Regions from separate parts of the Mus musculus genome. Here all the other regions are linked to region 1. Evidence: chromatin loops called from intact Hi-C (ENCODE). Cell type or tissue: heart. All regions are shown on one strand.

Region 1 (4,000 bases):
TGGTAACTGGTGGATGGTCACTCCAGCCCCACGTTTCTCCACATTCTTGATGTTACCTGCAGCACAAGAGTGTTATGTTCTGAAGAAGTGTCTGAAGAAGGGCCAATGCTTGCTCTCTTTTATCGCTGCTGCTTTTCACATCGTGGTTGAGAAACCTTTGTCCAAAGACATGAAGACGCCCACCTGAGTTTCCCGTAGCAGCCTTAGCGGTAGATGCTTAGCTCTGTGAATGGTTTTAGGTGGTGTGAGGTGGAATTCCAAGTTCACTGCTTTCAGTGTGGATGCCCGGCTTGTCCCTTAAGCATCCCTTATTGAAAGGACTGTTCTCAAACTGGCCTAAAATCAGGTTTACTTAAAAGGCACTTTGGGCCAGGCAGTGGTGGCACACGACTTTAATCCTAGCCCTTGGGAGGCGGAGGCGGAGGCGGAGGCGGAGGCGGAGGCGGAGGCGGAGGCGGAGGCGGAGGCAGAGGCGGAGGCGGAGGCGGAGGCGGGCAGATTTCTGAGTTCGAGGCCAGCCTGGTCTACAGAGTGAGTTCCAGGACAGCCAAGGCTACACAGAGAAACCTTGTCTTGAAAAACCAAAAAAAAAAAAAAAAAGGCAGTTTGCTATCTCCTCTATTGACATGTCTTCACTTCTTTGTAAAAAATCGATTGATCATAGTATTAGTGATTTTATTTCTGGTCTCTTAATTTTTACCCATCAATCTAGGAGTCCTTATGCTGGTATTCTGTTTACAGCAGAATCGTGTTTACCCTGCATACATGATGACTTAGGTTTGATTGTCCACGCTGAGAAAAAGAATCAAGGTAGAGAGACAGAAGGGGAAGGGAGGGAGAAAGACAGGAGGGGAAGGGAAGAGAGAAAGACAAAGGTGGGTATGTTGGAATATATCCTTTTCTTTTATTGAATCATTTAAGTAACTCCTAAGAGGTGGAGGATACCTGCCATTTCTATCATGAAGGGGAAAAACAAGTTTCAGGGACAGGGTCCATCAAGCACGAAGGACCAGAAGCCACGCCCCTCTTCTCTGGGCTCCTGGTTCCCTCAATGTGCGCACAAGCACAACGTCATACTGAACTCCTGTGGAATTTTCTATCTTCTGAGACTCTCACACACCCCATCCCATTTTATGTTCTCAGCTTCCCCAAGAAGTAGATGGATCAGATTCAAATCCCTATTTGATCACACATCTCAACCAAGTGACCCTAGGCAAGTTACTAAATGTATTAAACTCGGACTCCTCAGCTCTGTTATATGTAAAACCAGAGAGGCCGAAGAACTTGACCAACCTCACACAGCCTGAAATTGGCAGGATCGAGGAGAGAACTAGGGTCTTTGCCTCCTAGTGTAAATGTTCCACAGGCTCCCCTCGTGGAAATTCTTTTTTTAGAAGGATGATTCATCTGGCTGCCTTAGGAAGAATGTTTTTAAAAGCCAAGATCATTATGTTCTCCCCGCTGTGTCTGAAAACACCAGGAAAGCACAAGACCAGCGACGCTTCGTGCCTCAAGGCGAAAGGTTATCAGTCCCAACAGGAAAGACTATTAAAGCCAGAGTGTCTGAAGTAGAGACCAGCCAACAGGGATGGAGACTCCGTCTCCGTCTCCGCCTGCTCCTGCTGCTCTGGTTGTGTCTCGAACAGCAGAGTGCTCCCTCTAGTGGCTTTGATGAAAATAGCCCTTATAAACAGATTGACAGCGTCAGCGCTGGAGAGAGCAGAGAGCCAGTGCTCTGGGTTTTTCTTCACAGTTCTCAAGCAGAGGTGATTTTCGTCCCCTGCGGAATGTTTGACGACATTCGGGGGCAAAACACCACTGCACTGATGCGAGGAATGGTCATCCCCAGCAAAGATTCATGTGACCAGGCACGTCAGCGTCAGAGGGGCTGATGTGGAGGAGGAACACCCTCCCCTCCCCCATCCCTCCCACCCTAACCCCTCCCCCCAAGCCCCTCCCACCCACCCCCAGGAGGTGATTTGCCCTGACTTAAGACTGGTGGCTTCTTCGTAGTTTATGAAGGCTCAGACTGAACTTAAAGATTTCTTTTGCCAGGCGTGGTGGCACACGCCTTTAATCCCAGCACTTGGGAGGCAGAGGCAGGCGGATTTCTGAGTTCGAGGCCAGCCTGGTCTACAAAGTAAGTTCCAGGACAGCCATGGCTACACAGAGAAACCCTGCCTCAAAACAAAAACAAAAACATAAACCCAACTAACAAACAACAAAATTGTTTTAAAAATTCAAAAGTAATCCAGTAATCCATACTCCCAAATAAAAGCAGTAAAAGAACTTATATTTCCTCATCCCTTTCGGTAATTCAAGTTGGCATCCTTGAGAGTTTGCTACGTTGAACTATATTAAGATGCCAACTGGAGACCACTTAGACCAAAGTAGTACATTATTGTGTTGTCATGTTTATTTTATGCCAACATCTGGGTGACTAGTGGTTTGGAAGACAGAAGGAGTGTCACAATTACAAGGCCAGCCTGATCTACATAGTGAGTTCCAGAACATTCTGGGCTACAGAGTAAAAGCTTGTCTTGAAAAAAAAAAATTTTTTTTTAACTTAAAAAAAAAAAGAACAGGAAAAATAACCCTTTTGTTTATAAGAAACAATGTAATAATATCTTTCTGTTGACAGAAGAGATGAAATTTATTGCAAATTTATATAAAAACTGAAATAAACATTTTAATTTTAGTTTTATTTATTTTATATGTATGGGTGTTTTGTTTGTATATACATCTATGTACCACTTGTGTTGCCTGGTGCCTGCAGAGGTCAGAAGAGGTTTTCGGATCCCCTTGTAACTGGAGTTAACAGATGTTTGTGAGCTACCATGTGGGTGCTGGGAATTGAGTCAGGATCCTATGGAAGAGCAGCCATTGCTAGTAACCACTGACCCTCCTCTCCAACCCACAAAAATATGGTAATGGACCAAGGCTGACATTGAGAGTAATAACTCTTGGTTTGGCTGATCACATGTCATGTAACAGTCACAACTGAGAAACAAATAGGTTTATTTCTAGGAGCTAAGAAAAAAGTCATTCTGTCAAAACAATCATGTCTTGTTTCTATTTTCATGTTTTAATTTCTATTGAATACATCATTCAAGGTGAGAATGATCATTTTTCATTTCACATATCTTAAATTTTAAGTAGATAATTTCCCTCAAATTAGAAATAAGTCACACTCCACCTGCCAAGGTGTGTTACGGTCTTCCCTTTTGCTCTAGATGTCACTACTGGATATTGTCATTCTTTTAGTCTTATGAATCTGATGAGCAATGTGACATTTTCCTGGCTGGACTCCCATCTAGCACTTGAGCCCACGGGCTCTGAAGCCAAACTCACCAAGGTTGAGCCTGTTACCTGCCGACTAATGTCTTGGCTATGTTTTCATGCCCGAGAGTTTTGATACTTTTCACACCTGTCAAGCTAAGATAATAAAGTCCCACCCATTAGAGTCTCGGTGGAATTAAGTGAGTTTGTGAGTTCATATGCAGGTAAGGAAAGGGCCTGGGTCCAGAAGCCCTCACCATGTGTTAATATTATAGGAGAGTTTGAATCAGAAGCTCTAACCACGGGGCTGGTGAGATGGCTCAGTGGGTAAGAGCACCCGACTGCTCTTCCGAAGGTCCAGAGTTCAAATCCCAGCAACCACATGGTGGCTCGCAACCATCCGTAACAAGATCTGACTCCCTCTTCTGGTGTGTCTGAAGACAGCTACAGTGTACTTACATAAAATAATAAATAAATCTAAAAAAAAAAAAAAAAGAAGAAGCTCTAACCACGTCAGCATAGGTGAATATGAACAGGTTTTGTTATTGTTTGTTTGTTTGTTGTTGTTCGTTTGGAGAACATTTGTGTGTCTTCTTTGTGGGCTTTTACTTCTCATCCTCTCATTATCTTTCTGTGGCCTTGCTTGCCTCTTACTAGTTTGTAGGTACTTTTCGATGTCAAGGATATTTGGGCACACATAAGATATCTATTACAAATATAC
Region 2 (4,000 bases), 60 kb before region 1:
CCCTGGAACCTTTAATGAACCCTAACGCAGGCCCTGCTTAGGGATGACTTCCTCTCATGCTTCAGGCCTGGCTCTGAATCCCGAGGCACGTCTTCTCTATGGCCCTACCTTATCTCCCCTTTGCTCTGACCTGGACATGAAGTGTCTGCCATAGGCCCCTCTACGTAGGACACTTGGTCCTCAGCTGGCAGTGCGTCACTGAAGGAAGTGGGCTGCTGGTAGCAAGCCCCCGCTTTGTTTCCTGATTCAAGGCAATATGAAAGCAAGCGCCACCTGCCCCGGCCATCCTGAGCTATCACTAACTCTTCAGGCCTTCCTTGTACACCCTTTTCCCCTTATGTCACTTCTTTGAGACAGTTTGTCTAAAGCAACACCAATTTGTATCAGAAAATTAATGTGTTTGTAAGTCAACACTCCCCTCACCACTGTCTTCATAGTGCTTTCTCACCGACAATTACCACACATGTCCTAGTCCCTAGTTATGTGCAGGGCCCTGAGACTTCCACCCTCACCACATACAAATACAGTTTCCCTATGCATACTCTATGATGAAGTTTGACTTACAGATTAGGTACAATTAGACATTAATCGTAATTTAACAATTAAACAGACTATAATAAGAGTTAGTTAGAACTCATGAGTTGCTTCTAGACCTTTCCATTACATACGATCAGAGTATACCTGACCTTAGATAACTGAAACGAAGGACTGTCTAACCGTAGATAAAGGGGGGGCCACTGTTTCCTCTTCACTGCCTTCCTAGGAAGTAGAGTGAGCTGTGGGAGGAAGGAACAAAGCCTTTCTACTCTTGCTGCGTGTGACACACAGACGCCACTCAGGTTTTGTGGAGTAAGACGAGAAAAGCGTATAAAGCAAAGATGGCTCAGCCTGGTGAGAAACCCGGCCTGCAATGCCGGGTGTGGCCGCACAGGCCTGGAATCAGCACAGAGATGGTAAGGAAGGAAGAATGGGAGTCTGAACAAGTAGCAGGCGACATAGGTTTGAGACCAACCTGGGATACACAGGAGACCTTGTCTTAGAATCAAGCAAAAATGAAAATTCAAAGGTCTACCTCCTGTACTCGCATGTCCATCCACCCCCACGGCCTTCTGGATCCACAGCGCATGGTGCAGTCCAGCACCACACACTGTTTACTCGGCTTACACTGCTTACATTGACCACCCACCGGTCTGCTTGATAGAATTCAGCCCCACAGTGCAGCAAGCTTTGACTTCACTGATGGATCTTATGCCCCTGGAATAGGGCCTGACATGTGAAGGCCCTTGGCAAATACTTACTCAAAAACTAAATAATTTTTACCATAAATAGGTATATGTTTATAAATCATTACTACATAAAGACAGTTGTTGTGGACTACAGTTTTCATCTTCTAAATTATCCAAATCCACTTTGCTTTCTAAGATTTACTTACTTTTATTTATACATTTGTGTGTATCTGCGTGAGTTTATGTGCATGACACATATGCAGTACCACTGGAGTCCAGAAGAGGGTGCTGGATCTCCTGAACTGGAATTTCAAGGGTTTGAATACTATCCGATGTGTGTGCTAGGAACCAAACCTGGCTTCTCAGCAGAGAAGTGCTCTTAACCACTGAGCCATCTCTCCAGTCCCCAAATCCACTCTCAATAACTATTTTTCTCAGTACATTTCAGGTTGTGAAGCATTCTGCATATTAACTCATTTAATGTCCACCACAATCCTGGGATTCTACCAGACAAAATGAAAAGATTACTATACCCTGATAGGAGTAAATGAATGAACTGAGGCGAGGCTTGAGATATAGAAGCTGTATCATTGTCACGCTCATAGGAGAGATGGAGAAACAGCCCGTAGCAGTTACTCATATAACAAGGGAAGTGGTTTCTGATGGGGGATGGTGCTCAGCCTGCTAGAAGGTACTTGTTCTATAGGCAAAAGGGCACTGGGTCCAAACTGCAAGTTTATCACACAGGATCACCGCTGAAGAAGCCTGCAGAGATGGACCTGTAAGGCTTTAAGCAGAAGGGCTGTCATAATAACCAGTGAGCCACAGGTCAGGAGATCACTGGAAGCTGCTGAGGAATATGCTCTAGGGGCCCTCAAGTGGGGCAGTGGAGGATGAGGGCCAGAGCTGCCCTCACGGCACTCTTCAGGACAACCTGGGCCTTGCCAGACAATGGGTCTTGATGATGTCCTGGGCCAAGGAGCCCTTAGCAGTGCAGGTGTTTACAGCAGCTGTACCAAAGGCATTTTCCAGGTGTAGCCTGGTATGTAATCAGTCAGTGTTCAGTGCACAGCCCCAAAACCATCCACATAGCCCAGATTTCCTGGCCTGAAGGAAGGCGAGCTTTGGTGCTTCCTCTAACAGAGAGTATAGACTGACCCTTTTACTACAGTCAGTGAAGAGGAGGACTGTGAGGTTCTAGTAAGGGTGTACCATGAGATCAACTGTGGGAAGCCTCAGAAGAATGCTGGAGGGGGAGGGGGAGGGAGAGGGAGAGGGAGATTGATTCTGTACATGGAGACCAGCTTCCAGTCTGAACCTCCTTCATGAGATATGGAAGATTCTCTAGGCCAGAGAAGAGTTAGACTCTTGTGTGTGGATGCTAACATTCTTACAAAGGCTTATGAGGTTTCTTCACCATCCAACCTCTTTTTCTGCTACTCTAATATGTCCCTTTTCACGTGTTGCTTCTGGAACCTAGAATACCTTCTAGCCCAGAATGCAAGCCACCCTGGTCTCCATCTGACATTCCCTCCCTCTTCCCAGAAACCACTCAATTGCTGCACACTCTTGGCATGCAGGCTCTCCCCTACCTTTCCAGTATACTGGTTAAAAGTTACTTGGCAGTGTATGCCTTACTACAGAGTAAAGATGCTAGGAGGGCTGAGACTATTTACCAGTTTCCCAGACTGTTCAGCTATGCAATTGCCACTACTGTTTCCTTTATTACGGCATCAGCACTAGGCAGCGATGCTGGTGCTGTTCCCAGTTTACAGGGCTCAGCCCTGGCAGTGTGGACATCTCTGCTATCTCCTGTGCTACTGGGGGAAAACATGCAAGTGCGAGAAAGTCAAGAAAGCTGTCTGACTTGGAAAAGGAAAAGCACTCCGACAAATGATCATTTTGGGGGATCTGCCTGCCAGGTACACCACTCGAGCTGGGCTGCATGGGACATGCCAGGGCTATCGATCCACAAAGATACTCTGCACGCACAAGTCAAAACACCCAAGTTTGTAATAACGAACAAGATACTGTGTTAGCTTTAAGTCTCTGAGACAAACACCTACAAAAACAATCTAAAGAGGGCGGATTTGTTTTGGCCCGTTTCCTTTCAGTCCATGTTTGGTGAGGCAGACATCTTGGGGGAAGAACACAGAGGAGAGAGGCAGTTCAGCCATGGCAGCCAGGGAGCAGAATGGGTGAGCGGTGCTGGGACCGAGCACGTTGACTTACTTCTTCAAACTTGCCCAGGCTCCTGGTTCCCACCCACTCCTGGCAATGCTGTCAAGTTATGGATTCATGACATGAATATGGATTCATCTGTGGAGTAAGCCACTGAGGAGGTCAGAGCCCTTGGGATCCAATTACTTCCCCACAGCCCAGCAGCTGGCAACCAGGGCCATTTCCACCCCAAGCTAACAGTACCACTTCTTTGACTTGAAGGAAGGAAAGGAGAAAACAGTCCTTTAAGCTCTATGGTAACATTTTGCTTAGAGCCCATGGTCTAGGCCTTTGTCTCAGATACCTAGAATGAATTGTCAACAGTTTTAAAGTTAATTTCCAGGCTAAGTATGGTGGGGTACACCTTTAACCCCAGCACTTAGAAGGCAGAGGCAGGCAGATTTCTGTGAGCTCCAGGCCAGCCAGAGCTACAAAGTAAGGCTATATCTAAAAGGTTTTAAGAAAGTGCTTAGCACTGAAAATATAAAGGTGGCCCCATGTATGTATAACTGATGTTAGGGGTGTGTAAAGAACTAAGTTTCCGAGTGGCCTCC
Region 3 (4,000 bases), 190 kb before region 1:
CCACCATGTGTTTTCTTTGATTGGTGGCTTAGTCCCAGGGAGCTCTGGGGGTACTGGTTAGTTCATATTGTTGCTCTTCCTATGGGGCTGAAAACCCCTTTAGCTCCTTGGGTACTTTCTCTAGCTCCTTCATTGTGGATCCTGTGCTCCATCCAATGGATGACTGTGAGTATCCACTTCTGTATTTGCCAGGCACTGGCAGAGCCTCTCAGGAGAGAGCTATATCAGGCTCCTGTCAGCAAGCTCTTTTTGGCATCTGCCATAGTGCCTGGGTTTGTTTATGGCATGGATCCCCAAGTGGGGCAGTCTGACCAAGTTCAGAGCAGAGACTGAAGGAACGACCATCCAGAGACTGCCCCACTTGGGGATCATATAAGATTTTTAAAGTAGTTCCCAGAGCTGACCACAAGGGCTCCTCCGACATGTGGACGGATGAAGCTGACCGTTTTTCTGGGTTTATCCCTTGAAGCTTTGTACCTATATACAAATCCAGAACAAATCACAAAACACTTGGGGAAAAAAAAAGATTTTTAAAGTACCTGAACATCTGGTGACTTTAGCAGCAAAGTTTTCAGCGGTCCATAGTACTCTGATGGAAGCACGCAGTCTTCTGTATAGCAGAGAGTTAACAGAAGAGATCCCAGGTCATCGGTTTTAGATGATTTGTTTCCATTGTCTCTTGGCTGTAGCAAGTACCTAAAGTAAAAGTACAGCTGATGGTACTACACGTGATGGTAGTGAGTTAACGAGCAAGCGGGATAAGTAGACAGCTGAGCTACTGAAGAAGAAACCACGGGCCAGGGCCAGACTGCAGCTCATGGGCGGACTGTGTTCTCAGCACATTCAGCCCTCACTGTGCCCACGAAATAAGAAGCACAGAGCAAGTGGTTACTGGCGAGGATGGGACCTGAATTAAGGCTGTCTGATTCTAGAGTATAAGTTGTAAACCACCATCAAGAGTCAACGCCTATCTATAGTGTTCTACTACACTGTTGAGTAAACATACAGGCATAGTACAGGTGGGCATGTGGTCGTGTGTGCACTTGGGAGATTATGACTCCCAGGCCACACAGAAACCCAGGTTCAATACAACAAAACAACGAATGAAAATATATACATGCATTTGCCTATGAATATAGAAAATATTCCCAGAATCTAGAGAACAGAGGCTGGCTCAGAAATAGGACCTAGGCAAGTGGCACTGGGGAAGGAGGCAGGATTCTCTTTTACATCTTTTTACCTAGGAATGGTGTAATTTCTATTAAAAAAAACTTATTTAAAAAAACAATCAAATTATGTTCTATTATCTACACATGGCAAAATGAAAATTAGCTAATATCAACACAAAAAAGACAATGCTAACGTCCAATCTAATTATCACCAATTAAAAAACAATCAAGGTTAAGGAGGTAAATCACTCCGAGTATGAAATGTGTGATGCTCTGAGTGCGGCTGGCTAGCACGAGACTGTAGTCCGTTTCATTCTCCCAGGTTCCCCCACCACCAAGAACCGACTCAAGGTAAACAGAGATGCCTTTACTTCAATACCCAGAAGGCAAGTGGTGGAAACAGAGAACAATTCCTGCAGGCATTCACAGGCTGCGCGCGCAAGGGACACACATAAAAGTAATATGTACATAAGGGCAACAAAAGACGTCTTAGAAAGCAAGGGAAAGTGGCATGAGTCATTGTATTATAATCTGCAAATAAAATTAAATAGGAAGTAGAGCTGGAGAGATGATGCAGCAGTGGAGACCACTTGCCGCTTCTGTAGAGGACCCACATGTTGGCTCACAACTATCTCTAATTCCTGTGGCAGGGCATCTGACACCATCTGATGACCCCCACAAGCACCAGGCATACATGCAGTACACAGACATACATAGAGCAAAACACTCATATACATAAAATAGAAATCTTAAAAAAACTAAACCATCAAAAACCAGTTTTTAGACATACAATATAATAGGCAAATACTAATGGAAATTACTGGAAAAAAGAAAATAGAAAAACTTAAAGCAAGAGTACTGCCTACTAATAAGTTATTATGACCCTTTGCAATATCAACGTTAGAAATAACTATGCCTGAATGGAATGAGGTTTTGTGCAGTTATCTTTAATACCACTAGAGGATGCTACAGCTCTATAAGTGATAAAGGAGATCAAGATCTTCAATTAAAATGGCATTAACATTTTTATACTTCCATACAATGTACATTAATTCATATACATTAGCAGATTCTTCTCTTTTATGCTACATAAATTTTAGCATTTATGCTTCTGACAGACTACTTTAAATTAAAATATTTTTATTGGAGCCTAGAGAACTAGCTCAATGGTTGAGATCATAAACAAAGAACGAGTTCAATTCTTAGCAACCAAAATCAGGCAGCCACAAATCACCTGTGACTCCAGCTCCAGAGGATTCAACGACTCTGACCTCAAAGACACCAGCACTCAAGAGCACATGAAGTATTTATACTATTGATAGAAGAAATTGAAATAAAGTTACTTATTGTCTGTTAATATTCCAAGTTGGCCAAGGTAGAAAGTTCTGTCAAATTTGAAAGTATATGGAAAGACTGTGTCACACTGTGGGGGCAGGTCTGAGGCTCATTGTGGAGGCCCCTGGGAGACACAACAACTCATTTTTTCTTCTGTACTAAAGGTATGGAATGTTATTTTCAAGACTTAAAAACTGAGTTCAGGAATTTTCATGGAGAAGGGAGGAAATATGACATGGGGGCAGGGGAGGCAAACGGTAATACATTTTTCTCAACAATTAAAGTCATTTTTCTCCTTCTCTGGATGCATTTAGAAATTAAAACACACAAAATGTTTTTAGAGAGACTAATACATTTAGATTTGCATTGGAAGAGTTAAAAAATAAAATTTGAAAATTAGTCTAAAATACAGTCTCTCTAAGGAAGGCTATGGAATAGCAGAATCCCAATGAGGACTGTCTGGTGGCAGGCTCCTTTAAAGGCAAGTGAGACCAAAGAGAAACGTCTAAGTCCTAGGTCAGCTGGAGTGTGCACAGCTTAGATCTCAGCACTTAGAAGGCAAAGACAGGTGGATCTCTGAGTTCAAGGACAGTCTGGTCCTCATAGTAAGATCTAGGCCAGTCAAGGTTAAATAGTGAGATTCTGTCTCAGAAACTAAAACAATAAAAACAAAAACAAAAACAAAAACCCAACCCCTAAACAGTCAACACCAACTCCTCTTCTAGGCAGCTGAGTTCTAAAGAGCGGTTCTTATGTTAACATCCCAGTGTGTACAGACCACGTTATTTAAATTCATTTACTCATCAACAGACGGTTTGCTATTAAAGAGTGAAATCCTATCACTTATGGTAACCCATCTGGAACTGGAGGTCATTTTATCATGTGAAGTAAGGCACAGAAAGACAAAGGCCACAAGTTCTTATTCCTTTGTGAAAACTAAAGTTGATCCACATAAAAACAAAGACTGTAAGTTGCTAGAGGCAGGAGGGGAGATCATCAGAGAAAGGTATTATTATTAGAACGGGCTCTCAATGCAGCGTGGGAGTAGCAGCTCTGTTTATAATCCAACAGGTTCACTATGGTCCGTAACAACTGATGTCACGGTTCAGCACAGTCTAATTCTCCAGCATCCAACATGGAAATGGTATTTGAGAGATGGAAATGCTGACTATCCTGATTTGATCATTACACAGTATATACAAGTGACTATTACACTTAATAAGCAGGCACAAATATTACATTTCATTTTAAAAAGTGACCTTTAAAGGGAAGAGACAGAGGTCAGAGAAATGGCTCAGCTGATAAAGTGCTTGCTCTGCAGAGCATGAGAATCCGAGTTTAGGTTCCCAGCACCCATGTAAAAGCTGGGTTTAGTGGTGTGCACATCTGCAATCCTTGCACGGGGCAGGAAAAGACAGGCAGTCCCTGGAGCTCACTGCCCACCCAGCCTAGCTAATCAGTGAGCTCCTGGTTCTGAAGTCCTCTCTTCAGAAACT
Region 4 (4,000 bases), 84 kb before region 1:
GGAAAGTTCTCAGTAAGGTCCTACTCAAGCCCCAGTCACCTGATCCTGATTTCAGATCTGCTTGGAAAGCAGGGCTGTTGAAGAAGAGGGTCAGGGTGGCTTTTGAAGGAACTTTAGGGGTTTTCCTCATAAAAATAAGAAAGGGCTCAGCAGGAAAACCCACAGATATCCTATACTAAGAAGACTTGGAAAGGCCAGCGCTTTTTAAAAATTCTGGGGGAAGTGCCTTGTGTAGGCAGCCAGAAGCCACTTGCTCTTCAGAGAACTGCGAGTGGATGGAGCTATGTGAGTTGACTGAAGGACTTCAGTAGGGTCTGCAAGTGGGCCCCATGGGGATCCCCTCTCTCTCCCAGCCTGGACATGTACAGCCAGGACGCATTTCCATGTGGTCCGATTTCTTTTCCTTCACTTAGGTTCCCAATTCCTTCTCCTTCCATTAATGGGTAGCTAGTTCCTCTCCCCAGCCCCACCTTTCTAAAGAGACTTCCCATTTCCACGACCAAACATCCATCCTCACTTGTCAGTGTTCATGCTAAAAGGTCTGCGTGCTGGGAGTGGCCTCAGTCTTGGGCAAACTGGGATGTTGGTCAGGCTGGATGGCAGATTGTATGCTCGGTGGGTGTCTCACCTTGATGTCACTATACAGTTGCTTGGAGGACCGTGCTGGGGAAAGGGACCCTGGGCTTCACTCTTCTCGAGGGTCCTGCTTCACGTCAGAGGCTGAGTTGAGGATGGATTTTCCCAGAGAGCAGGCCAAGACCTGAGTGGCTGTGGGGTTGACCAACTGGAACAATGAAGGGATCTTTGAAGAAAGGACAGACACACAGACATGCATACAGAAACTCTGAGATCAGGTGGGCTGTATGCTTTGATGGAGACACACCAGCAGCTGCCCAGAAACAGGGCATTTATTTTATACATCCAAATTGAGGAGATGGATATCTGTCTGTCTGTATGTCTGTCTTAATGAGGAAGCAGATCTAGCTTATCCTGGTAGGAGGTCTCTATAGGGTAGCTGTCTCAGGCTGTACACACTGGGGAGGAGGAAGCCGTAGTGCATTCTTTTCTGCTCATACTATCAACATCTGCACAAGGGTAAAGGGAAGGTTTCATCATTCCCATGCATCTGAGGCATTAGGGTTTGTGACACAGCTGTGCTCATGTCCACAGCACATGCTCACCAAGGACTTCATCCCACAGAGTAGCAGTGAGGCCCCAGGCAAAGAGATGCAGAGGTCTGAGTCTGTCTCTCACCAGCACTGGGGTGCAGAAACTGTCATATTAAGTGTTAAGAAATGACCCCATGGACAGAAGAGACCATTTTAATAGGCCAGGAGCTTGAACAAAGACATACGGTGGAGAAAGGGCTAGCTGGTGTCTGTGGGAGTGGTGACAGCCGGCCCCTCCCTAAACTCAAATGTAAAGGACAAGAATACAGATGGAATCCTGTATATTATGTGTCTGGGTATTTGAAAGCTGTAAGCAGGGCTAAAGGTCTTAATTAAATATGTTCTCTTTGCCTCTTGTACGTGGTCTCAGGTTGGTTGACTGTAGGAGAGAAAGCAGCCATCTCAGAGATGTGTCAGCTCCTCTCTGGCAGTGCCTGGCTGCTCCTGTGACGTGAGTAACCTTCTATGGCTGACATGCCATTTCCTTGCCCTACCATTAGGGGGACCAGGGTGTGTAGCTGATTGCCCAGACTTTGGGCTTTTGCTATTCTACAGCAGAGGGCACTGAACGAACCTGATCTCTGCAGACACTGGTTTGTCCTGAAGATTCTGGCTCCCATCTAAGCTCTGGCCTTCTCCACATGTCACCCTTTTGGGGGGGTGGGTGCATTTCTTTGACTCATCTTTCATCTCTGGAACTCTGGCTTCTTTCTTATATAAGCTTCATGGGAGACATCTTTCATTTCCGGTATGAATCATTCTAAAACCAAAAGATGATCCCTGGTCCTTCCTTAACCCTAGCGTCTCAAATCCAACCCAACACCAAGTCCCACTGATTCTACCTTCTAAGTCTCTCTCAGCTTTTCTCCTTCTTCCCCATTGCCACTGCAGACATACAATCTAAGTCACTATCACCTTTAGCTCAGTCACTTCCTAACAGCTGTTTCTAGCCATCACCGTCCACCAAGGCATTTTCTACATTCAGCCAATGTGGCTTGCTTTTTTTTTGAAACAGGGTTTTTCTATCTGGCTGGCTCGAAACTTAATATGTAGACCATGCTGGGGCTTGAACTCAGGGGGCTTCTCTTTCCTCTATTTCTCCCTTTCTCTCTCCCTTCTTTTTTCTTCTTCTTTCCATCCTTTGGATTGAACCCAGGGGCTCACACATGCCAGGCAAGCACTGAGCCACGTCTCTAACCTAAGTGCCTCTGGGTTGCTCTTCATACAAGACCCAGATCTACAGCACAAAGGCCCTGCATATCTCAGCCCTTTGTCATCCCTATTGATCTCAAGCCTGGCTCACCTGCATTCTGGTCAGGACCGGCCTCCCATGCAAGGCGATCTCTCCAGAGGCGGACCTCAGCACACACCATTCCAGGGCCCAGAACTCCTCTCCTTGCTACCTGTTACTCAGCTCACATGTCACTTCTTCAAGGCCAGTTTTTCTTAAGGTTTAAACTAGGGCAGTGGCTTTCAACCTTCCTAAGTCTGTGACCCTTTAATACAGACCCCATGCTGTGGTGATTCCACTGCTCCTTTCTAACTATAATTTCACGAGTATTATGAATAGTAATGTAAATATCTGATACACCGGGTATCTGATACGTGACCCCCAAAGAGGTCACGACCCATAGGTTGAGAATGACTGGACTAGGGCATGGCCTGCTAGCACCAGGCAGTAAGCGCCTCTTCTTCACAGCACTTTACAGTGGTTGCAATTACTCATTTTCTGGTGTGTTTCTCTCCGGATCATGCAAACCGCTTTCTGCTTCTCCTGGATTCTCAGGACCTAACTCAGCTGTGCTTCAGGGACTTGGTGCCAGTCTCATTTGAATCTCTGAGCATGTGGCTAGCGGTCTGTAGGCAGCCCCATTCTTCCAACTGCTCAAGTTTGAAAACTTAAAGCGTTAGCCTTGCTTCGTTTTTCTTATGTCCTGGCACCTAACCAACACCACCAACAACTATTAAAGCTATCTTCAAAGTCCACTCAACGTCTTCAGCGTTGTGTGCTTCCTAACGGAAGAAGAGGGTTCCACTGAGGAAGACTTCTTGGCAATTCCTACATTGTGAACACCTCATTTCCTTATGGCTAAATTTAAAAGGGGGAGGAATGGCGTCTACTGATCAGGAAATGATGCCGCAGACCTCACTAGATTCTCATTCAAATTATTAAATAATAGCAATTATGAAAATAGGATATCTTAAGATTTATGTGTATCTTTTATAGTCATGTGTGTGTGTGAAGTGACGGCAAGAGAGGCTCTGTTCACACGAGTGCAGGCTCCTGCAGAGGCTAGGGCTTTGGGTCCCGTGTAGCTGGAGTTACAGGTTGTTCTGAGCTACCTGACATGGGTGCTGGGAATCACATTTTGATCCTCCTTAAGAGCTGTATGCTCTGTTAGCCACTAAACCATCTATCTCTCTGAGTGAGCAGAGGAAGCCTGGGGGAAACATGGATAGTTGACATGGGGACACCCATGAGCCTAAGACTCATGGCAAGGCCTTCCCTGGGTCCATGTGCAGATGGTGGTCCTGTGTGCAGTATCAGCCACAGCTTTTCTTCTTCTTTTTTTTTTTTTTTAGATTTATTTATTTATTTATTATATGTAAGTACACTGTAGCTGTCTTCAGACACAGATCAGGGCATCAGATCTTGTTTCGGATGGTTGTGAGCCACCATGTGGTTGCTGGGATTTGAACTCCGGACCTTTGGAAGAGCAGTCGGGTGCTCTTACCCACTGAGCCATCTCACCAGCCCCAGCCACAGCTTTTCTTCTCTCAGATGCCTTCAGGTCACACAGAGAACCCCACTGAGATGAGCTAACCCACCT
Region 5 (4,000 bases), 90 kb before region 1:
CTCCCTTGTTTATATATCTCCCTTGTTTTTATATCTCCCTTGTTTATATCTCCCTTGTTTTTATAACTCCCTTGTTTATATCTCCCTTGTTTATATCTCCCTTGTTTTTATATCTCCCCCGAACCCTGGGCCTCTCACTCTTTTATACTCTCAGTTCCCATCCACGCACAGCAGGCCACGCCACCTCACCAGTCACGAGGCTTCAGCTAATCAGGGCAGCAGGGGCAAATCTCCACCAAATTGGATTCACCTGTATCCTGGTACACCTGCGCAGCACTCAAGATGTTTGTGTCTTATATGAGGAAGTCAGGTGCAAGTCATATGACTTAGCTGCAGTCCCTGGCGCCTTTAGGACTGCCACCACACCCGCTCCCCACAACCCTGCCCTCATCCATCCCTCTGGCACTACAGGGTTATCACCATTTTTTTTTCCCAGTGCCTGTGAGTTGTACCTGGCTGCCCCATCACCCAGATGGTTGCATGGGAGACAGGTCATAGTCCTTTTGGCTCCTTACTGGCAGCATCTTAGTCTGGGACAATATAAGAGATGAGTTCTGTCCTGTAACAATGTGGTGGTGTCTAGGCGCTCCACCGCCCCCTTCCCTTCCCCTTTTAATAGAAAGTCTAATGATGACCACTCAAGGCCAGCAGAGCTTTCCATCATACACAGCTGCTGCCCATAGCTAGCTCTGACACCCTGAGTGGCTCAGATGCAGATAGCCCACAGGCACCTCCTCTTCTTGGTGTCTGTACCACTCTACATCACGACATGGCATTCATTCCTACTCAGTAGGGGGCTCTGTGTGCAAACTCAAGCCGTTTGGGTGTATGTGTTCAAGTGTGCCTGCGTGGTGTGTATACATAGGCATGCATGTGTTGGGGGAAGGTGGTGCCATTCTTAAGTTCCAGATTAGAAGCACATACAACTACTTTCTGGGCCAGGTTAAACTTGGTGATATACAATCTAAGGCTGCTTTAGTTTGAGTGTTAAATCAGTGTTAAAATAAACAGCCTTAGGTTGAAGGTACCAAAGGTGGGCCTCATGAAGAAAATGTGTCAACAGCGTGCACACAGTTCTGCACTGATTCCCTTCAACTTGCTGCGCAGGGAGCAAGGCAGGCACAAGTGTGAGAAGAGCTGCGTTGGACTCCCTCCTGGTACATCAGTGACCTCTGCTGGTGGGATTTCCCTCTCCCTGTGCACAGAAGTAGCATCCCTCCATGACAGTGGTTCTGCTGCCTTCAGATGCCACCACACTGCAGAGCTGGTGGGCTTCCCTGCTTATACTTTCATTGGGGGACAGGACTGCAGCCGCCAGAAAGTCTAAGTAAGCCTCCACCGGCTTATTCTCAAAGCATGTTCACTTTCAGATACAACTATATTTATTTAAAAATTCTCAAAGAGATTGCAGGAGAGGTGGCTCTTGCAGTGAGCCCGATTTTGGTCCCCAGGGTCACATCAGCCACTTACAATGGCTTCTAACTCCAGCTCCAGAGGGATCCAACACCTCTGACTTCTGCAGGCATCTGCACACAAACGCACATGTCTGCACACAGACATGCAGAATTGAAAATAAAAAAATGAATATTAAAACAAAATTCTCCAAAAGGGAGGCAGCTAGATGGTTCAGCTTGAATACGGGAATTTATTCTCTGAGATCCAAATGGTTTGAAGGAGAGGACCGACTCCTGAAAGTTCTCTGACCTCACGTGTGTGAAATGGCCTGTGTTCCTGAATACACACACATGCATGTGTGAACACACAGGTACACACAAATTAAACAAAATTTAAGTCTCAAAAAGAACATGTCTAAAACCAAATGCTACTAGCTAAACGAGTCTGAATATATGTTGCCCTGGCTGTCCTGGAGCTTGGTATGTAGGCCAGGCTCGACCTTGCCTGTGCTGAGATTAAAGGCATGGAGCACCATGCCATCCCAAACGTCCCTAAAAAAAAAAAAAACAGCCCAGCAAAGTGAAATCGATACTATCAGAGTAAGGTTACTTTTCAGATCCATGGTGGGCAGCTGCTGAGGCATCCTTTATAGATGCACAAATTCACATCTTCTATCGCTGCAGTTCATCTAACTCACAAATCAACGCAAAACGCTGCTGCCGCTCACTCATTAGCCCACATCTAGGTCAGGCGGATCTTTGATTGACTGTCCAGGCACAGCTGTCCTGGGGAACTCCAGCCCAGGAAGCTAAGCAGTCAAATTGAAGCCGTGATGACAGATCTTCCAGCATCCTGCAGGGTTTTGTTTTTAACAGCTTTTCCCCAAACCTCTTGTCTTTGTAGGACCACGGGGTGGCACTCGAGAGCCTTTTCCAGCGTGAGGTTCACCTGTGGGTGGAGCCTGTGCATCTGTCTTCCGCTGCGGGGTTCTGACTCTACAGTGAGAGCTCATTGGACCAGGGGCAAACTCCTGACCATGGAGGAACCAATCCGCGCACGCGGGGCATGGCAGGTCGGAAAATGCCTGGGAAGTGGGGAGACCGCATCTTCCACCCACAGCCTGGAAGAGCAGAGGCGGTTCCTCAGCCCACAGAGATGCACAGAGATGACTGGAGAGTGGGACGCAGCCGAGATGAGATGTCGCAGAGAGAGATTTCTACTTCTAGTTCAACTTTGGCCCAGCCTCCTTTGTAGGGTTTTCCCCTTCCATCATGGCATTTGTTCAGGCAAGGAGAATTCTCGAAGACACGAGCTTTTGTTTATATGACATTCAAAACAAAGAGCAGAATTCTGAATAGCTTGGAGAAACTCAGAATTTGAACTCATGCAAACTTCCAAGAAACCTCATAATGGGATGGGGTTTTGTCTGTCAGGACTTTGTGTTTAAAAGAGAGAGAGACACACAGAAAGCCTTTTCCCCAATTTATTTTTACATTTGCTATAAAAATCTATCAAAAATGTGTAAGCAAAAGCAAAAGATTGAAAACAAATGGTCACCATTAGCAAACTCGTTACACGTTCATCATACAGTTACACGTTAGGCAGGCATTGAAAGACCAAGAGGGGTAGGTTGTTCCTGCATTCTAGTTTAAAGAGACAGTATAGCTGGTCGTGGTGGTCCACGCCTTTAATCCCAGCACTCGGGAGGCAAAGGCAGGTGGATTTCTGAGTTTGAGGCCAGCCTGGTCTACAGAGTGAGTCCCAGGACAGCCAGGGCTACACAGAGAAACCTTGTCTCGAAAAACCAAAAAGGGCAAGAATGTACATGTACACACACACACACACACACACACACACACACAAAGGGGGTGCAGGGTGGGCAGAGGGGTCTCTGACATCTACAGAATGATTGTATCGTGTGAAAACAATGTTCCCACATACATGTATTAGCTCTTTCAATACACAGCGGCTACATATGTGTACACAACTATACTAAGCTGCTTTTTACCTTTATTGAGTTTATACTTAATCTACTTTATAGGAGATACTTCTCTTAACCTTGAGAGCTCCTGGAAATTGGGTCGATCTTCATAGCTGTCTGTCCTGCCGTGCTTCTGCGAGCTGATTGGACAACCAGGGAGAGGCAGGATGGGAAGTTCACGGTTGCTTGTTCCGTATACAGAGTGACATGTGGAAGGGTGTAGTTTGTGGATTGGTAAATTGATATCTGAAGTTGAGGAATTGCCCAGTAAATAAACAGGGTGTCTCATCTCTGTTCTAAGTACATTTTCAACACCTAGACGAGTGGAGTCATTGGCTTGGGCCCGCAGGCTCCGCATCTAGTGATTAGTGAAAGTAATACCTTTTCCCCCAGATTCTTTTAAATAAAGATGAAAGCATCTGGCGCACCGCCTGGCCGGGTCTTGGCTGATGTTGAATGTTTGGTGCTGTTTTAATCAGCTTTTTCTTCAATGTGTCCTAAAAGGAGGTTGTACCACTTACGTTAGAAGAGACCGAGTATCAGCTATGAGCCAGCGCTGTGTTGTGTTTGAATTCAGTTTCAGAGGAGATTGTTAGACGTAGCTCGCTGAATTTCGTTGCTGTT
Region 6 (4,000 bases), 59 kb after region 1:
ACTGTTAGCTCTGTTAGCACCCACTCTTCCTCAGTGTGCTGGCTTGAATTAGATTGTCTCCCATAGGCTAGTATGTTTAAATATGCAGTCCCCAGTTGATGGACCTGTTTGGGAAGGATTAAGCGATGTGGTCTTGTTGGAGGAGTTGTGTCTAGGGGCAAGCTTTGAGATTTGAAAAGCCAGTGGTGAGCTTACTGATTGCCCGGTCTGCCTTCTGTTTGTAGTTCAAGATATGAGTCCTCGGCTGTTGTTATGGCCACCTGCTGCCTGCGACCTCTGCTCCAACATCCTGGAACCTGTGCTGGCTGGTTCTGTGTGTCAACTTGACACAAGCTGCAGTTATCGCAGAGAAAGGAGCCTCCCTTGAGGAAATGCCTCCATGAGATCTAGGTATTTTCAATTAAGGTATTTTCTCAATTAGTGATCAAGGGTGGGAGGTCCCCTTGTGGGTGGTGCTATTCCTGGGCTGGTTGTCCTGGGTCCTGTAAGAGAGCAGGTTGAGCAAGGCAGGGGGAGCAAGCCAGTAAGTAACATCTGTCCATTGCCTCTGCATCAGCTCCTGCTTTCTGTCCTGCTTGAGTTCCAGTCCTGGCTTCCTTTGGTGATGAAGAGCAATGTGGAAAATGTAAGCCGAATAAACCCTTTCCTCCCCACCTTGCTTCTTGGTCATGATGTTTGTGCAGGAATAGAAAGCCTGACTAAGACAAACCCCAAATAAACTCTTCCTTGTGTAAATTACCTTGATCTCAGCAATAGAAAAGTAATTAATGCACTTAAATTGAAGCAGCTTTGACAGGAACAGCAATGTGCCTAATAAACTCACTGCTTCCTTGGAATCAAGGAGCCCCTGTTCTGCCCGTGTGACGTCCGCAGGCATCTGAGATCCTGAGAGCATGCTGGACCCATTTGAAAGGATTGACACATGACTTTATTGCTTAAGCCATGGTGATCAGGTTTGGGTAGCATGAAACCTAACAGTGACCCAGATTGTTCAGGGGACTATTATGCGGTGTCCTGCTTAAGAACATGGTCCTAGCTGTCTCTTGTGACCCAGATGTAGCTGTCTCTTGTGACCCAGATGTAGCTGTCTCTTGTGACCCAGATGTAGCTGTCTCTTGTGACCCAGATGTAGCTGTCTCTTGTGAGACTATGCCGGGGCCTAGCAAACACAGAAGTGGATGCTCACAGTCAGCTAATGGATGGATCACAGGGCTCCCAATGGAGGAGCTAGAGAAAGTACCCAAGGAGCTAAAGGGATCTTCAACCCTATAGGTGGAACAACATTATGAACTAACCAGTACCCCTGAGCTCTTGACTCTAGCTGCATATGTATCAAAAGATGGCCTAGTCGGCCATCACTGGAAAGAGAGGCCCATTGGACACGCAGACTTTGTGTGCCCCGGTACAGGGGAACGCCAGGGCCAAAGGGGGGAAGTGGGTGGGTAGGGGAGTGGGGGTGGGTGGGTAAGGGGGACTTTTGGTATAGCATTGGAAATGTAAATGAGCTAAATACCTAATAAAAAATGGAAAAAAAAAATAAAAAAATAAAAGTAGTAAAAATTTTAAAAAAAAAAAAAAAAAAAAAAAAAAAGAACATGGTCCTAGCCAGGCGGTGGTGCACGCTTTTAATCCCAGCAGAGGCAGGTGGCTCTCTGAGTTTGAAGCCAGCTTGGTCTACAGAGTGAGTTGCAGGATAGCAAGGGCTATACAGAGAAACCTTGTCTTGAAAAACAAAACAAAACAAACAAAACAAACAAAGAGAACATGTTCCTTTAATCCAATTCTGCTTCACACCAGCTAGCTCTGTGAATCACCCAGTCAAACTTTTCTATAAAATGTGAACGATATAATACATTTGTTTTCATGTGTAACTCCTGAGTCACTGGCTTGTTTTACTTTGCCTTAGGCTTTCTCAGATGTTAGCATGGAAAAGCTTGCCTGTGGAAACTCCTCCATGACAGGCAAACAAGGGCAGTTTGTCGACTTCTTAAAACACAAGCGAACCTACTTTTCTATAAGGCAGACCCAACCCTAAAGACCAATAGCTTATTTGATGCTGCCCTCTAGTGGTTGAACACACTATCGCTCGCTACATTGTTTTACTTAAAGAAAAATAAGCCAGGATGGCTGGAATAGTCCCTAACCATTTAGACTTAAATTTGTAACTGCAGCGACCCCCATTTTTAATTTACTGACATCCTTCTCCAAACACAACATCTGGTAGGACTGCTGCAGAGGCCATAGGAAACGCCCCTTACTAAGGCCGCTCAGTCTCTTCCAGGGAATAGAGTGGCCAGAGCCCCTGTGTCTACCTAGGCTGGACTCAAGGCAGACTATTTAGAAAAGCATTCTCCTCTCTTGGAAGACTCACGCAGCCCATGTAGGGAGGCAGGACTCTCACTCGGCTGACACATCTGAAGTCAGCCCCAAGGGTATCCTCCTGCTGAGGGTACCGCAGCCCTGAGGAGTTCTGTTCCTCTTGGTGACCCTTTCCTCACGGATGCTCATCTGTCCCAGCTGTTAGCCAGGCCTCAGCAGCTAGGAGGGCCTGGTCATGCCTGTGTATTCGGCTGATTCCTCATGGACAGATTTGTGACTGAGCTAGCTCCTGGTAGGTGTGAACACAGGGCTACACTCCTGATACTCAGTTGCAAGTCTTGAGCCATGAGGATCGGGCTGGCATCCCACTAGCCACTACTTTACCCTGTGTATCTGCAGCTACATTCTATCTAACACATCAGGGTGACCTACCCAGCCTGGGATGCTGAACCCGCCTCGAGGGGCTTTCTGAAGATTCAGCGAGGCGTGTATCCCCACCTTTCCTGTCCTAGTTCTTGGGTTCTGAAAAAGGGATTTACCGAAGACTTCTTCCAAGTCTAATTCTGCTGAGCCTATGATGAAAGACCTTCGATCAGGTGTTTAGTAGTTTTCTTGGAAAGCCATTTATTATTGCTAATTATTACCACCAGGCCAGCAGCACAGGCCTGTACTCAGGAGGCTGAGGCAGGAGGACCTTGAGGTTACGGTCTGATGGGAGGCTAAGGCCACCTGGGCACATCACTGAGCTCCTCTTTTGAAAGAGGAACACGGTTGTGGATGTGGCTTAGTGGCAGAGTGCTTACCTAGCATGTGCGAGGCCCTGGGTTCGATTCCTGGCACTAAAACGAGTAAACTCTAATTCCAATAGCATATAGTTGAGTTTGTTAAGTCTGTTCAAAGCGAAGCTTGACAAAGAATGCTCAGCCCAGCGTGGTAACGGCCACTTGCAGTTCCAGCACAGGGAGAAAGGAGAGGCAAGGAGCCGAGAAAGGGGCCTGGGGGGGGGGGGCGAGGGGGTAGGGGTCTGTGTATGTGTGTGTGGGGGTGGAACATGAAGTTGAGTAGGAGGCAGAAATGAATCTGGACAAGTTGGAAGATGGGGCTGCATATGGTAAAAAATGTTTTATATGAAATTCTCAAAGAATAAGAATGTTTTTATTTATTTTTGAATTATTTATTTTATTTATATGAGTACACTGTTGCTGTCTTCAGACACACCAGAAGAGGGCATGTGATCCCATTACAGATGGTTGTGAGCCACCATGTGGTTGGTTGCTGGGAATTGAACTCAGGACCTCTGGAAGAGCAGTCAGTGCTCTTAACTGCTGAGCTGTCTCTTCAGCCCTAAAAACGTTTTAAAAACAGCTAAAAAGGGCCGGGCGTGGTGGTGCACACCTTTAATCCCAGCACTCGGGAGGCAGAGACAGGCGGATTTCTGAGTTAGAGGCCAGCCTGGTCTACAGAGTGAGTTCCAGGACAGCAGGGCTATACAGAGAAACCCTGTCTCGAAAAAACAAAACAAAACAAAAAAGCTAAAAAAAAAGTCTGTCATGACACTCTTGAACCTGTACTGACACAAATGTACACACATAAACATGTCACACATAAAAAGATAAATAAAATGTGTTTTAAAAAAGAATATAAAAAGAATATCTATGTTCTATAAAATTTAATTTTTGTT

Evidence for each region. A loop is a pair of places that touch in the nucleus more often than their neighbours do. Peaks named below come from ENCODE experiments on the same cell type or tissue, not always from the same donor. Only the 100,000 strongest peaks of a DNase experiment are listed, where the experiment ranks them.
Region 2: a loop joins it to region 1, with 1.9 times the contacts of the local background. A loop is called at or near these places in 10 of 42 quality-filtered maps.
Region 3: a loop joins it to region 1, with 4 times the contacts of the local background. A loop is called at or near these places in 5 of 42 quality-filtered maps.
Region 4: it touches region 1 in a loop (7-fold over the local background); 24 of 42 quality-filtered maps call a loop at or near these places.
Region 5: a loop joins it to region 1, with 5 times the contacts of the local background. A loop is called at or near these places in 24 of 42 quality-filtered maps.
Region 6: a loop joins it to region 1, with 8 times the contacts of the local background. A loop is called at or near these places in 12 of 42 quality-filtered maps.

The regions. Positions count from the first base shown.
Region 1 is chr9:96,757,614-96,761,613 of GRCm38, forward strand. No RefSeq gene overlaps it. Among named protein-coding and RNA genes, the nearest start is that of C430002N11Rik, 5.9 kb to the right of the region's middle. In heart, a CTCF peak has its summit at 1,663 (motif pointing left); a DNase peak (open chromatin) is centred at 1,538; H3K4me3 peaks cover 751 bases; H3K27ac peaks cover 1,171 bases.
Region 2 is chr9:96,697,960-96,701,959 of GRCm38, forward strand. The region is part of intron 2 of Zbtb38 (zinc finger and BTB domain containing 38); the gene reads right to left. Among named protein-coding and RNA genes, the nearest start is that of Zbtb38, 20 kb to the right of the region's middle. In heart, a CTCF peak has its summit at 1,518 (motif pointing right); no DNase peak of the experiment used is centred here.
Region 3 is chr9:96,571,326-96,575,325 of GRCm38, forward strand. It overlaps Rasa2 (RAS p21 protein activator 2), which reads right to left. Exons shown (of 24, transcript NM_053268.2): 10 at 540-696. Among named protein-coding and RNA genes, the nearest start is that of Gm28729, 48 kb to the left of the region's middle. In heart, a CTCF peak has its summit at 2,122; no DNase peak of the experiment used is centred here.
Region 4 is chr9:96,673,974-96,677,973 of GRCm38, forward strand. No RefSeq gene overlaps it. Among named protein-coding and RNA genes, the nearest start is that of Zbtb38, 44 kb to the right of the region's middle. In heart, a CTCF peak has its summit at 1,660; a DNase peak (open chromatin) is centred at 1,658.
Region 5 is chr9:96,667,646-96,671,645 of GRCm38, forward strand. No RefSeq gene overlaps it. Among named protein-coding and RNA genes, the nearest start is that of Rasa2, 38 kb to the left of the region's middle. In heart, CTCF peaks have their summits at 1,176 (motif pointing left) and 2,305 (motif pointing right); a DNase peak (open chromatin) is centred at 2,406; H3K4me3 peaks cover 818 bases; H3K27ac peaks cover 1,110 bases.
Region 6 is chr9:96,816,683-96,820,682 of GRCm38, forward strand. No RefSeq gene overlaps it. Among named protein-coding and RNA genes, the nearest start is that of C430002N11Rik, 53 kb to the left of the region's middle. In heart, a CTCF peak has its summit at 2,081 (motif pointing left); no DNase peak of the experiment used is centred here.